2 separate regions of the Homo sapiens genome follow, and region 1 is linked to region 2. The links are chromatin loops, found by intact Hi-C in ENCODE. Cell type or tissue: endothelial cell of umbilical vein. All regions are shown on one strand. Each heading gives the region's core, and the rest is flanking DNA. Links, peaks and the distances in the headings are about the cores only. Region 1 overlaps LOC105374235 (a long non-coding RNA gene). Region 2 has its middle 260 kb from the start of LINC02015.

What was found. Hi-C counts contacts between places; a loop is a spot of excess contacts. Peaks named below come from ENCODE experiments on the same cell type or tissue, not always from the same donor. Only the 100,000 strongest peaks of a DNase experiment are listed, where the experiment ranks them.
Region 1: it touches region 2 in a loop (4-fold over the local background); 4 of 110 quality-filtered maps call a loop at or near these places.

The regions. Positions count from the first base shown.
Region 1 is chr3:178,168,217-178,173,614 of GRCh38, forward strand. The region is part of intron 10 of LOC105374235 (a long non-coding RNA gene); the gene reads right to left. Among named protein-coding and RNA genes, the nearest start is that of LINC01014, 250 kb to the right of the region's middle. In endothelial cell of umbilical vein, for the core only: no CTCF peak of the experiment used is centred there; a DNase peak (open chromatin) is centred at 2,655; H3K27ac peaks cover 2,405 bases.
Region 2 is chr3:178,076,522-178,081,919 of GRCh38, forward strand. No RefSeq gene overlaps it. Among named protein-coding and RNA genes, the nearest start is that of LINC02015, 260 kb to the left of the region's middle. In endothelial cell of umbilical vein, for the core only: no CTCF peak of the experiment used is centred there; DNase peaks (open chromatin) are centred at 390, 2,660 and 3,580; H3K27ac peaks cover 1,278 bases.

The DNA.
Region 1 (5,398 bases), core at 142-5,141, 92 kb after region 2:
AAGGATTAATAACCAGAATAAATAAAGAGCTCAAACTGCTCAACAGGAAAAAAAAACCAATAATCTCATTAAAAATGCACAAAAGATCTGAAAAGACATTTCTCAAAGGAAGACATATAAATGGCAAACAGGTATATGAAAAGTTGCTCAACATTATTAATCATTAGAGAAATGCAAATCAAAACCACAATGAGATATCATCTCACCCCAGTTAATATGGCTTTTATCCAAAAGACAGGCAATAACAAATGCTGGTGAGGATGTGGAGAAAATAAAATCCTCATACACTGTTGGTGGGAATGTAAATTAGTACAACCACTATGGATAACAGTATGGAGGTTCCACAAAAAATTAAAAATAGAAGTACTGTATGTCCCAGCAATCCTACTGCTAGGATTCTCAAAAGAACGAAGTCAGTATATCAAAGAGATAATCTGAAATCCATACTCTCAGGTTATTGTAGTGCTACTCACAAAAAACAAGATTTGGAAGCAACTTAAGTGTTTATCAACAGATGAATAGATAAAGAAAATGTGGTACATATACACAATGGAGTACTATTCCGTTACATAAAAAATGAGATCCTGTCATTTGCAGCAACATGGAAGCAACTGGAGGATATTATGTTAAGTGAAATAAGCCAGGCACAGAAAGACAAACTTTGCATGTTCTCAATTACTTGTGGGAGCTAAAAATTGAAACAATTGAATTCATGGAAGGAATACAATGATGGTTACCAGAGGCTAGAAGGGTAGTGGGTGGTTGGATGGGAAATGGGGATGGTTAATGAATACAAAAGTATATGAGATCAAATAAATAAGATCTAGTATGTGGTAGCACAACAGGGTGACTACAGTCCACAACAATTTATTTTACATTTAAAAATAACGAAAAGAGTACAACTGGATTGTTTGTAACATAAAGGAATGATAAATGCTTGAGGTGATGGATACCTCATTTACACTGAGGTGATTATTACACATTGTATGCCTGTGTCAAAATATCTCATGTACCCCATAAATGCATTCACCCACTATGTATCCATAAGAATTAACAATTGAAAAAGAACACAGCAAGAAAAGAAATGAGGTGATTAAAAAATGGGTAACACATCTGAATAGACACCTCACCAAATATATGCTCATGTCAAATAAACATATGAAAAGATGTTCCACACTATATGTCATTAGGGAATTGTAAATTAAAACAAGTTACTACTGCTCACCTATTAGAATGGCTAAAATCCAAAACACTGAGCACACCAAGTACTAGTAAAAATATGGAGCTACATTAACTAGTAATACTAGTAAGGATGTGGAACTACATGAACTTTTCTTCATTGTTGATAGGATCGCAAAATCCCATAGGCACTTTGGAAGATGGTTTGGCAGCTTCTTACAAAGCTAAATGTGCTTATCATATGAGGCTGCAGTCATATTCTTGGTATATACCAAAATTAATAGAAAACATATGTACATGAATGTTTATGACAGCTTTACTCATAATTGCCAAAACTTCGTAGAAACCAAGTTGATTTTAATATGTGAATGAATATAAACAAATTATGGTACATCATATGATGTAATATTATCCAACAATAAAAAGCTTTGAGGTATAAAGCTCAAAAAAAATAGAAAAACCTTAAATATTTATTGCTAAATAAGAGAAGGAACTGTTGAAAGTCTATACACTGTATGATTACTACCATATAAATATCTGGAAAAATTAAAACTGCAGAGATAATAACAAGATCAATAGCTCTTACAAGTCCAGGGTGATAACTGCAATTATTGATAAATTAGATTATACATTAGTCAAAACCCAGAGAATTGTACAACACAAAGAGGAGACTTAATGTGAAATATGAACTTTAATTCACAATAATATACCAGTATTGGTTCACTAATTATAACAAATGACCCACACTAATGTAAGATATTAATAATAGGAGAAAAGTGTATGTACAGTGTGTATCTGTGTGTGTGTGTTTAGGTAAATTATTTGTTGTATTATCTTCTCAATTTTTCTGTAAAGCTGAAATTCTTATATAAATTAAGTGTATTAAAAATTAGAAATTTTATTCTGTAAATTGAAATAATTACATAAGAAGCAACAGAAAAATTAAGATTTTGATTTGACAGATAGTAAGAAAGGTAATAGATATTCCTGGAAGAAATGCTACATATTTTTCAATGTGGAGCAAATAATATGACATTCATTATAAAAATAGCAAATGTTACATAACATAAATAAAATGTAAATTAAAGATGCTATATAGTTACTTTACAGAAAGGTTTATTTCAGATCTTATTAAGCACAGAAATAAATGATAGTTTTTATATTACTGTGCATTGTTAAATTTCACTACTGAGTTAAAATATAAATGTAGCAAGAATGAACATCGATTCATATAAAGCATATATTGTCTCAAAGTATACGACATTTGCATTTACTCAGTGTTAGCTAACAGTACAATTCAATGTGGTTATGAAAGAGCATAATGTGGTTAGCAGATTTTTCTACCTACTCCAAGAGCCAGACTAAAGCTTCCCCATGGAATTAGATTTGGGTATTAGGCAACAGGAAATGTGCCTGCTGATAACTGAATTACTCTGAACTCTAAAGAAGTCACTGGGACATTTTGTCCATTAAGTTTACAGATGGCAAAGTAGATATGTCATTCACAGCTGCATGCATGAGGATATGACATATTTGTCTATATTAATCTCATGGATCACTTGACATGACTCATTCAACCTCTCTTTCTACTACATGAATTAGCAAGATTTCTGGTGGTTCTAAAGTAGATCCAAACACTTCGGAGGGAAATATAAATACTTGTTTCATTATACCAAGTAAGTGGGCCAACAGGGCGCATTTGGTGCTTTAATTGTCCTTCATAATCACAGTAAGGTAGTAAAAATTAAATCTAAAATAATATAAATAGGCCAAAATGGTATATATGATGCATATATGCATGACAAGAGTTTTTATCTTCAGTGGCAGCACAGGCAAGATATTAAACTTATCATGGGAATTGAATTAAATTTCAAAAAAATGCATTGGCTAGAATTACTCAGAATTCCCAGGGGCAGGGAGGGGACACTCTATGAGGTTAACCATTTACTATGTTTAAACTCAATAATTGTGAGCTGAGTATAAATCAAGAAATCTGCTCAAACATCTGTGTCTTACTTAAAAGTTTCAAATGTCACAAATATGTGTGCTATGATGAATATTCACGGTTATGAAGCTGTGGTGAATATATTCCGTGAGGCCATATGACAGGCTGTCCACCAGCCCTAGCCAAAATAAGACATCTAACCAGAATTAATAAGATAATTATCAATGGTCAAGAACACAAATAGATGATGCCTGAAATATATGAAACTGCATAAGCACACAACTCAAGCATTAAGCGAAAGGAGAAACACTGTCATATTACAATCAAGAACCTGGAACAGTCAACTGAGAACCTGGAGGATGCTAGAAGAACTTATTATACCTGGAGCAAAATTTGAAAATTCCTTAGTCTGAAAGTTGGGAGTTGAGTTCTCACATTTGAAAAGCCATGCAAAAAAGTGATTAATCTTAAATTTTGTGTATACTTAAACAGAAAGACCAAGGTCTGAAGTCCAATGTCATACAAAAAGTCACCTTCTTTTTCTATGCAGATTAGGTTGCAATTTAAAGAAGTTTAAGCCCTGTGACAGAAACCACTTGATCTCTAACAATATGTTTAGATAATGAGCACTTCAGTATAGCCCTTCAAGCTTTTTGTAAAAAAAAAAAAAAAAAGAAAAAAATTACATTCATCTCCCTACATAATCTGTTTCTGATGTCTATTGCCACATACTCAAATAGCAAAAATCTTAGTTGACTTTCATCTTTAAAATTTGACATATTGGAGGAGCAATCCAGGACAGTATTTGATTTTAAATAGGGAAAGAACTCACACTCTAATACACAGAGAGAAATAAGTGGTGAAATAACACTTACAGGCTTGTAAATGGCAAATGTGTCTGCAGTGGGCAGAGCATGCTGCTTTCCTCTCCTGGGAATGAAATAAAAATGTGCCAACAGAAATAGCATTGAAAATGCCTGGTGGTAGAGGCAGTGGTATTAACAAAAGCATTCTCCTCCTCATTAAGCAAGTACCAATTAGATATATGGAATCCAAGAGCTGAAAGGGGTATAAGGAATTAACTCACTAGTCATCCTCAACTTCCACGCAAATAATGACTGTGAGAGCTAGTTTCCACAAATGTTCCCGCTTCAACAAACCATGCCTCCTGGAATTCACATCCTTGTGTAGCCCCTTCCATGAATTGGATGCTGAGCTTCCAGCCCTAGCTGTTCCAGTGGATGGTCCATGGATCAGATATACCACCCAGCTGAGGTCTTCCTGAATACTCAATCCAACAAAATCATGAGCAATATAAGAGAATTGTTTTAAGCTGATAAATTTTGGAGTAGTTTGTTTTTCAGCAGTAAATAACCAGAACAATGATCTTTCTATGTTCAAATATGCCTTATGGGCACTCATAATCATTATAATATTCATTCACTGAAAAAGTGCATAGTGGTAAGATGCTATTATTCATCAGTGCTTTTAAGAATTCTAGGCCGGGTGTGGTGGCTCACGCCTGTAGTCCCAGCACTGGGAGGCTGAGGTGGGCGGATCACAAGGTCAGGAGTTTGAGACCAGCCTGGCCAATATGGTGAAAGCCCATCTCTACTAAAAATACAAAAATTAGCCGGGGCTGGTGGTGGGTGCCTGTAGTCCCAGCTACTGAGGAGGCTGAGGCAGGAGAATTGCTTGAACCTGGGAGGCGGAGGTAGCAGTGAGCCGATATCATGCCACCGCACTCCAGACTGGGTGACAGAGGGAGACTCTGTCTTTAAAAAAAAAAGAATTCTAATAATAGTAATCATGAAAATTGTAATGTCTAATCTTTTTCAATGTTGTTTGTGTCCAAAGTGCTCTTCCAAAAGCTTTCCTTAATTATACTATTTAATAGTCATAACACTGTGATGAAGAAGGTATTGTTAATTACATCTTCATTTTACAGATGAGGAAACTGAAACACAGAATGATTAACTTTTTTCACTGTCATCTAGCTAATAAGGAATTGTTACATATTTTATTCATTACAATAGTAAGTAGGTGCGTTTGATACATTGTAGTTCATAGGCATTTAAATATTCTATTTCTTTACAATGCTCAGTACAATGTGCAATGCTCAGTATTTTGGTAAATTCACAGTCACTTTATGATAGCTCCAGGATCTCCAAGGAATTTATGGACTACAGTTTGAAATCCATTGGTCTAGTCCAATTTCTATTACTCTTTTTAGAAGAACTGAGATGCACAGAAGTTATAAGAATTTCCTAAGTT
Region 2 (5,398 bases), core at 72-5,071:
ATATATATATATATATATATATATATATATATATATGTTTATACATGATGTCCTAGAGCCTTAATTAAATGGAATCTTCAGGGAGGTGGTGGTGTGTTTTTCTTAATCAAAATTTTAAGTCGTCAAATTGTTAGTGAGAATTGCATTGACCTTTCTGTTAGCAAGGAGCCAAGGACCATGACTTAGCATCCTCTTTCCCCTCACATAGTAAGACACAACATATTGGTTTCTTTGCTGCCTTATTGCATACAACTATATCTGTATCTTTGATGATTTTAGAATTTGAATTTCTTTGGAATAATAACTGTGTCCAGTAGCCTAGATCTAAGTTTCTCTTTTTAAACTACCCTGCAGACCACGGAAGTGAAAGCAAGATGAGGAAACAGGCCAAACTACAACTGTTGCTGTTGAGTGAGATAGAATGAAAAGGGATATTCAATGTTGTAAAACTGTCTGAGTAGCTAAAAAATATTGCTCTCTGTACTTAACATTGTGGGAGATTACATAAAGTGAATGCTAACCTGATAGTACTATGCTTGCTTTTACAAAATACCAGTATTATAATTTACCTTTCCTACACTAAAAAATGAATGTGTCCACTATTCCAATATGGTTTATTGAAGGTTCCTTTTAGTTGAATTATAGACAATTGATGCATTTCTATAATTATACTTATTAAAAAGTTCATAAACATAAATATATTAAAAAGTTAATAAACATTAATGGTACTAAGCACCCATTGCTGTTTTGAAATTCACTGAGTATCTTGTAGAAAATATATTATATTACTAATTGTAATAATAGCTATTTAGATATCAACCACACAAGCTTATTTCTTTACCTGTGACATCAGTTACAAACATAGCTGGATATTTTGCTACATAACATAAAATGAATATATTTCATTAATCTTTATTTTGACAATGTTAGAATGTTTGAAGGCATGTTTCTCTGAAATTCATTTACTTTTTCAGAACTTAAGACCTGCTATCTTGGTTCCTCTATCATGAAGAAAATTCTTCTGACCTTTATATTAGGAGAGGATGATGCTATGACTTTCTCATCACACGAGGATGCTTGTTTCTCCATTAGTGTGAATGGTTTCACATTGATCATTTTCATTCTCTGATTTGTCTCCCTTGTGATTGAAGGCACCATTTCTGAATCTTTGACCAGAGTAAAAGGAGCAGTTTAGATAGATGAGTACTGCCATGTTCTCTGGTGGAAAGCGATCAGACTCCAGCATTATCTGGTTATTTGGGTAGATTACTTAACCTGTTGGCCCTCAGTTTTCTCCTCTGCCTGTCTACTTTTTGCGTTTTGCATAAAGACAGAGTTTCACCACATTGGCCAGGCTGGTCTCAAACTCCTGAGCTCAAGCTATGCACTAGCCTCAGCTTCCCAAAGTGCTGGGATTATGGGCATGAGCCTTCACTCCCAGCCTTTTCATTTAGAATTTTAAAAAGTGTATGTGTATGTGGGCCATGTTTTTGTCTTTCCTTTTTCCCAATTTTACTAAGAAAATCTTTGTATATAGAAATAGATAAAAGAATAGTAGAATGCTCAGTTTTATACTACTAACTTAGGTTATAAACTTAACATTTTTCCATATTCTTTTTATTTTTTATGACCCAGTTGAAAGTAATTCGCAGATATCTTACTACTCTTAAATATTTTGGCATGAATCTCCTAAGAATGATGATATTCTCTGACATAACCATAATACCTCTATCACAAATAAAACAACAATATTTACCTGATAGCTTCTCTTATCTAAGTCATATTCAAATGTCCCCATTTGTCTCAAAATTGGATTTTATAGTTTCTTTTTCCACCCTCATCTATGATTCAATCATATTTCTTGCATTACATATAACTATTATTCAAGACAACCTGTAGTGTCATAAATTATTTGGGTTTTCATATTATGGTAGTTTTTCTATTTAGGACCACTTGATTGTGAAAATATATGGCAAAAATAAATCTTTGAGTGAATAAACATACCTAGTACACGGTAGTTGTTTAACATTTCCTTGCTGAATACATGAATTTAGTTATGTTTTTAAGTGACAGTGCATTTTACTAAGCACAATTCTAACTAAATATATTGGAAAAACAATACATTTCCATGTGAGAGGCAATTTTAAGTTCAGTCCATAGACTCTAATTATAGCTCATGATTTTGATCATTGATTTTGCACCTTATATGGAGCTGAGCACTGAGTATTAGCTCATTTTTCACAACAAAATCATGGTGTATTATTTTTCAGAGTAAGAGGCTAGCCAAATTAAGTATTTAAAGATTTCAAAGTTATTAAGAGAAACAATCTATAGATAAACTGGAGGGCTTATCACATATACTACACTGCTTTGCATGACAAAGCTGGGTGGGTGCTCGAGGAGAGCTTATTTACTCCCTTGCAATGCTTCCTCAGCCTCACCTAGCAGCCAGGTTCATTTCTGTCTGCATGCTCGACCTTCCCAGCTGAAGCACTGTCTAGCATTCTGCTTACTTATTGCTCTGGCCTTAAGGGAACTTAGATCTCTGTGAGGAAGCCCTTTGAAATCCAAAGAATTAGTGTACAGTTTTTCTGTTCAGACAGAACTTTCAGCAAGGTCATGTCTGTTTCCTGAATGAACAGGATTAGGATGGAAAACTGGAGCCTTTCCCAGCTCAAAGGGAGCCAAGTTTCACTGTGTCATTTCATTATTCTCTTTGAAGTAAATTCCCAGAAAAATCAGATGCATCCATATTAAGCTTAAATAGAAAACACATCTCAAAGCCAAATGGACATGATTCAGGGAGTTTGCCACCATTTTGGATTGCCTATGCTTTTGTTCCCTTCTGTTAGTGAGAATAATCACATTTTTTCTGTAACTTCATAGAATGCGGATTAATCCAGTGCAGCCATATTCCTGCAATGTATCCTGAATTATTCAGAGGATAGATCAGGGAAAGGAAGAGATCAACTTTACTAAACATCTGATCCTATTACAGCGTCAGAGTTTAGTTTGGTTTGTTCTTTCAACCTGGCAGTGGAGATTATCTTTTATTTTTGTGATTTCATTTCCCATGAAGTGATATTTCTATTGAGTCTGTAAATCAGTGGTCTGTTCACATAAAATAGATATGTCCACCCTCTTAGAGAGAAAATCCTTCCTAAAAATCTGAATAGACAGATTTAAAAAATAGCCCCCAGAAAAATATCTGGCTCGCAGTTGGTCTCCTTTGTGGGATTAACTTCAAATCTGCTAACACATTAAAAAAAAAAAAAAAAAAACTAAATTATATGTCAACAAAAAGTCAAAATTAATCATGAAAAGGTTCAATACTATGTGTGAGAGAGAAAGACTTGTTATAGATTTAAAAACACTGTGTATGAGATCTGTATTTCTAGATGCCTTATAAACTAAACCTGTGGAAAAGAGATCATACCAGGTTTGCACACAAAGTAATGAAATGTGGAATCAGTCCCACAACTTTCTAGCCACCCAATATGTAAGTGTCCTAAATGCCTCTCATTCTGGGCACTCAATAAATACTAAACAGGGGCAGCAATTTCGTTTCCTGTCTAGTCAGGGTGTCATTATTTCTGTAAAGTCTCTGAGCTAGTGAGCACATAGAAAAACACAATCCACCACAACCTGAAATATGCCTTTGCCCTCCCACCTTCTCCTTTTCATGTGGCTTAAATTGCTGTGTGACCTACTGGAAACCTAAGAATATTAGCTCTCAGTTACCACTTCTTCAACCTTAACCTTTCCTCTCCCAAATGCCAAGAAGATATAGCAAGTCTAATCAGCATATTTTATTTTGCCCTTTTCAATAAGCTGTTTAGTGATGTTGATTTACTGTTGGAAGAAGTCTAAAAAAAACCTTCACTATCTTTTGCTCATGTCTCTGTTCCTTAGGGAAAATGGCATTTTATGTCACTGCTTGTCAGGGCGTTTTCAGTGTTGCTTTCTCCATTTTGGAGGTCCTTTGGGAGAGTTCACTTGGACCTTTCTCATGTCCTTCATTTATTAAAATACAAAGTAAGTGAGAGTAACTAACACCCAAATACTTATTATTACTCTTGGTTATGAACCTTCTTTCATGCTACCGAATAACCATCTCTGTCACTATACAGCAGGACATGGTCCTATGCCCAAAACATTCACTTGGCTTCCAGGATGCCACACTCATTTTCCTACTACCTCACTGGCTGTTCTTTTTCAGCCTCCTCAACTGGCTCCTACTCCTCTGTCCTCCAAACATCAGTATTAGGGTAGTTTAGGATTCCATTCTCCACCTTCTCTTCTCTGTGGATGTTCACTGCCTGGGAGAGCTTCTCCATTTCTTTGGCATTAGATATCTAAACACTGATGATTCTCAAGTTTTTATGTCCAGTTTACAGCTCCAAGCTGCAGATTATTATACCCAACTCCACATTTAACATCTTGACTCTGATATCTGTGTGGTTTTACAAACTTATCATGATACGAGAATTCCATATGTTCTCCAAATGTGCTCTTCCTCCAGACTCCCCATTTTAATAAAATGTGCTACTATTCAATCAGTTGGCCAGGCCAAAATCATATGGGGCATCCTTGATTTCTCTATTTCCTTCATTTTCCATACACAAGTCTTGCCAGTTCTACTTCCAAAATATATCCTGAAGTTGTCCTCCTCTACACTGATATGACTCTCACCCACACTACCATTTTTATTTTCTATTGACTACTGAGATAACTCCAGGATGGTTTCCAGCTTCCAATTTTTCTCCTCTATAGTCTATACTTTGCACAACAGAGTGACTTTTTTTAAATGTACATGTGGTAATGTAACTTCCCTGTTCAAAACTGCAGTATCTTCTCATTATGAGTTAAGTAAAATATGCCCTCCTTACTGTAACCTACAAAGCCCTGCACCCTTCCGTGCCCTGATCTCCCACCATTTGCCCTTGCTCTTCAATGCAGCCACCCTGGCCTACCTGCTTTTCTTAAAACACACCAGTGCAGTCTCGGCCTCATGGCCTGTCACTCATTGCTTTCTTTGCCTGGAATACTCTTTCCTCTTATCTCCGTACGGATCCTCTTTCACATCTTTCAGAGGATTTTCCCCATCCCTTTCTCCCTCCAAAACAGCTTTTCCTGCCTTATCTCCAGTGCTGCTTCACTCTTTTTCAAGGCACTTATTACTACCTGAAAATACTTATTTTTTAAGTTATCCATTGCCTGCCTCCCCCACCAGAATGGAACCTCAGTGAGAAGGCTGACTTTGTTTTGCTTAGACTAAGGTCCGATGCTTTCAGCACCTAGGACATAAAATAGCCGCTTAATAGTATTTGTTGAATAAATGGATGACTGGTTAGGAGTCCTTAGTAAATAGGATAATTTAATATATTATGTGTCTTGT